Linked DNA regions of Homo sapiens: region 2 is linked to region 1. Evidence: read pairs that join two places in POLR2A ChIA-PET (ENCODE). Cell type or tissue: HepG2. All regions are shown on one strand.

Region 1 (2,500 bases):
ACATTTTACGGATGAAAAAAAGATTCTAGGAGGATAAGGGACTTTGTCACAAAAGTTAGCTTCTAAATGATGGGGGGACTCATATGCACCTTTTGAAACTCCTAAACCCATGTTGATTCCCCAAAGGCTTTGGTGGTCCTAAACATTTGACATAATCAGAGTCTATTATAAAAAGGTATGGCTTATCCAGCTCCTGGTTCCTCACTGTCTCCTCTATCTCAAAATATTCTAGAAAAAACTTTACTCCCTGAAAATATACAGCTTTAGGATAGGTGCAGCTCCATTTCATACTCTGATTTTCATTCCTCATTTGAAAAGTTGAAGCGTAATTTCTTATAAGACTTTAGAAGTTGAAGTCAGGACTGGATAAAGAAAATGTGGCACATACACGCCATGGAATACTATGCAGCCATAAAAAGGGATGAGTTCATGTCCTTTTCAGGGACATGGATGAAGCTAGAAGCCATCATCCTCAGCAAACTAACACAGGAACAGAAAACCAAACACCACATGTTCTCACTCAGAAGTGAGAGTTGAACAATGAAAACACATGGACACAGGGAGGGGAACATCACATACTGGGTGGGGCCTGTCGTGGGGGTCGGGTGCAAGGAGAAGGAGAGGATTAGGACAAATATCTAATGCATGTGGATCTTAAAACCTAGATGACAGGTTGATGGGTGGAGCAAACCACCATGGCACATGTATACCTATGTAACAAACCTGTACATTCTGCACATGTATCTCAAAAGTAAAATTTTTTAAAATAAGAAGAAGTTGAAGTCAGGGTATAGGAATCACAATTTGCAGTGCTATCTTTCACACTTCTTACCACCTGATGAAAATCACCAAATAGTATTTCTTCTTTTACCTAACATCTCTAGGAAAGAGAGAACCCTGACTGCACCTACAAGTAGGGAAAGGCATTTGAGTTACGCAAAGCTGCTTTTAACTCTGAAACTGTCCTACAGTGTAGCATATAAACAGGGAAAACATTTTATTGGTGTTTTAATAGAATCTTATCTAAATATCTGGAATCTTACTGCAAGGGCCGATCATTACTCTAGGTAGATTTCAAGGCCCACAGCTCCATTATGATGTCAACAAGGATAACTGATGTTTATTCTGTAGTTAGAGCCCCCAAGGCTTCAGCAAACATTTTGCTCATCACTTGTAGGACTAGCAGTAAATGTAATCATTGCAAGACTGAGCTAACACATCTGCTAACAGGGTTGTTCATTTGAGTAAACAGCAAGGTGATAAGGCGCAGGGACGGACCATTGGATTGAGTCAGACAGGCCCGAGTACAAAAACCAGCCTCACTACTTAAATCTTACATAGCCCATTAAGAGTAAGTTGCTTCACTTTGGGAGGCTGAGGCGGACAGATTACGAAGTCAGGAGATCGAGACCATCCTGGCCAACATGGTTAAACCTCATCTCTATTAAAAAAAAAATACAAAAATTAACTGGGCATGGTGGTGGGCGCCTGTAATCTCAGCTACTCAGGAGGCTGAGGGAGGAGAATCCCTTGAACCAGGGAGTCGGAGGTTGCAGTGAGCCGAGATCACTCCACTGCACTCCAGCCTGGCGACAGAGTGAGACTCCGTCTCAAAAATAAAATAAAATTAAATTAAATTAAATTTAAAAAAGAGTAAGTTGCTCAACTTTTTAAACTTTAGTTTTATTATCCACAAATAATAAATTATAAATTGCTGCTTTACATATATGATATAAAAATGCATCAATCCAGTTAATTTGGGGTAAATGGTATTATTCCAGTCTTACCTCCTAGAATACTCAGAAGACACAACGGTGTATCACTAGAAGGAGATAGTTTTGTTTTGGTTTGGTTTGGTTTCTTCAGTCTTCTTTTTCCTATTCCTTCCTTTTCCAAGAAACCCACGATTTCTTTCTTTCTTTTTCCAGCTATTGATGAGGTCAGGGAGTAATATGTTCAGATCTTTGTTGTATCTTTGTTCCGTTTAGAAACCAGTATCTGGGAATTCAACAGAGAATTTGGGGTCACTGGAAGCTATGTTTTACCTACATACAACTACATCTTCCTCTTAGACCTAGAGACTAGATACTGAAAATGCAAAAGGAAGCCATATTGACACTCCCAAGGATAAGGGAAGGCATTACATCATCCTTTGTAATGGTGAATCTTGTGCATTTGTAGAGGGCTGGACTTTGGCTTCTACCATATTGTTTAGCTCTGTCAACCCCACACAAGGACTTTATTTATTTATTTAGACAGAGTCTTGCTCTCTTTCCCGGGCTGGAGTGCAGTGGTGCAATCATGGATCACTGCAGCCTTAACATCCTGGGCTCAAGTGATCCTTCCACCTCAGCCTCTCAAGTAACTAGCAACACAGGTATGTGCCACCTCATCTGACTAATTTCTTTTTAATTTTATATAGATGGGATCTCATTATGTTGCCCAGCCTGGTTTTGAACTCCTGGCCACAAGCATTATTATTATCCTCATCTTACACATG
Region 2 (2,500 bases), 93 kb before region 1:
CTAGTAAGCACTTGATATCTGTTTATTTTAATGTTTATGCCCTACATTATCTATCACAAGTATTAAAGATTGATAGGTGCTCTGTAAATGTTAAATTGAGTTAATTATTTTCAATCTTACAGGAAGTTACATAAGTCATTCCTGTATTCATTTGTGAATTTTCGACATCCTATATTAAGAGTTGCACTTAGAATGTGAGTTCCATGAGGGCAACAGCACTTCTGTCTTACTGCTCTGTCTGCTATGTTGGCCCATAATTAACCACTCAGTAAGCCTTTTGTGAAAACAACCTCAATGAGTCTTCTACCTCAAGTCTTTTGAATAGGAATGGATTTAAAGCTGACCCCTAATACATCTTTCAAACTTTAAGTCAGTAAATTTTTTACAAACTTTTTTAAGTTGATAAATCCCTCAGAAATTATTCTGAGGAAGCTGATGGGATAGAAATGAAACAGACTAAGGGGCTCCAGGCAATCACCACTCCCCTTCGTTCTCCTTCCTCTGTTGGTGGGGATCAATAGAGCAGGATCCTCAAAACTGTGGAGTTCTTTGGAGCATACTTTGAAAGCCTCTAATTCTATTCCACGCTCTAATTTCCAAAAGAGGGAACTGAGGCCCGTGGTGGTTAAATGCCCTTTCCGAGGTTACACAGCTATACATGGTAGAGCCGACCCATGTCTTCTGACTCTCATCCCGTTGCACTTACAACTAGCCTGCATGTTCCCCTTTTCCCATATCGCATGGATAGCATCTTACGCATCTAAGTTTTTTTCTTTAATAATGATCTTCTCTTTTCTTTAAGAGACACCATCACTCCGAGTTGTACCACTTGCACCAGGCTAAATTATTCCTCAGTGTTTACCCCTTTCAGATATTTATAGACCATCATTATGGCACTCCCTAGTCACCTGTCAGCTTCCTAATATGTACATATATGGTTTCTTTAATCTTTCTGTACAGTCGGCTTCTCTAGTCCCTTAATCATTTGTACCATTCTCTCTCTAATGCCTATAAGGGAACTGTTTAAATATAGTCCATATGGGAAAAGTAACCTCAACATGTTGTAACAGGGGGCAGAAAAACACGCTGAATAGATGAAAGGAACAATCTACAGGTTAATTAGTAGTATGGCCACAAATATGTGCACAGTTTTGTTTCAGAAATAAAGCAAGCTGTATTTGTTGTAACTATCTCTTCTTTGAACTTAACAGAATGCTGATAATGCCAAGCTGTGTTTACAGTCCAAATTTTTGCTGAAGACCTTCAACTTTGCACTCTCCCTGTGTGGTATCTCTTGCCCAAGACAGAACTTCAAATAAAATCACATAGCTGATGCAAGAAACCGTTACTGAGCGTATCCATTTTTATGCAGTTTCTGTGGACTTACATGGTTTCTGGGAGCTCCCTATAAGCCTTAGTAAGGGAAAGCTCTTGACTTATCTCACTAGTTATTAGGGATTTGGATATATGTTTACTAAATGTGATAATCTAAGTATGGAAACTACATTAGTACAAGAGGAATCACCCAGAAATACTCTACTGGCATAAATAAAACATTACCTATTGCCCAGTTTTCTCATTTGTTTCATTTTGTAACTTTTATAATGTGTCAATAAGTTTGAAGTCTTGAAGGGCTGCCCAGAAACCACCACAGAGTGGATTTTCCTTACCCTCAATCTGCCTTCATCAAAATTTAGTTTGTGTGTTTATCCTATAAAATTTATCTCATAATAAAAACTGAAGACTAGGACGGTCCTTAGAAAAACACTTGATTCGGTGTATTTATTTTATAAAAGGGAGTCACAGAGAGAAAATGTGGCCAGCTCAGGTACATGGCTTCCTAGGCAATGTTCCATTTCGCAAAACTTTCATTGGTCCAGAAAGTGTACCTTCATTCCCAACCAAATCCTTCCTATAATGCTTTCCATGCCTTTCTTCTGTGGCTCTCTCTGATGATCTCACAGGTCTATAAGCTCTTACAGGTAGAAATATGATTTCTTGCTGTGTTCTTATTATAAAGCATTGCCATGCAACTGAGAAGTAATGAGAGCCAGTGGATTTTATTAGAATGGAATTTTAACTTTTCTACTTTAAAACCCAGTGATTCTGCTAGTCTGGAGGTAGCAAAGAAGGATGACTATTTTCTCTCTCACACAAAGTAAGATTCTGAAGGGGCTTATTCTCTGAATGAAAAACGAGAGGAGAAAAGTAAGAACCTTCTAATGTTTTATTCAAATGTTAACAAAGAAATTTGAGAAGCATGTTTCCTTAAAATTGACACCATTTTTATCCCAAACATTCTGGTAAGTGATAGCAGATGACTGTGCAAGCTTCTATGGAGAGAGAGAGAGGAATTTTTCCAGGAGCATAGTCCCAGTGGGAAGTATTACCTAAAAGTAATACACTAATCACTTTCAATCTTGCATATTTCCACATACTGTGTGCACACATATGTGTATTAATAACTGTTCCCTAGACGTCACTTCAGCGCTCAGACAGC

What was found. ChIA-PET counts read pairs that join two places held together with the same protein. Peaks named below come from ENCODE experiments on the same cell type or tissue, not always from the same donor. Only the 100,000 strongest peaks of a DNase experiment are listed, where the experiment ranks them.
Region 2: POLR2A ChIA-PET joins it to region 1 with 9 read pairs; 1 of 35 experiments calls an interaction of 5 or more read pairs at or near these places.

The regions. Positions count from the first base shown.
Region 1 is chr3:188,838,265-188,840,764 of GRCh38, forward strand. All of the region lies in intron 9 of LPP (LIM domain containing preferred translocation partner in lipoma), which reads left to right. Among named protein-coding and RNA genes, the nearest start is that of TPRG1-AS1, 110 kb to the right of the region's middle. In HepG2, no CTCF peak of the experiment used is centred here; DNase peaks (open chromatin) are centred at 1,217 and 2,217.
Region 2 is chr3:188,745,277-188,747,776 of GRCh38, forward strand. All of the region lies in intron 8 of LPP (LIM domain containing preferred translocation partner in lipoma), which reads left to right. Among named protein-coding and RNA genes, the nearest start is that of MIR28, 58 kb to the left of the region's middle. In HepG2, no CTCF peak of the experiment used is centred here; a DNase peak (open chromatin) is centred at 1,185.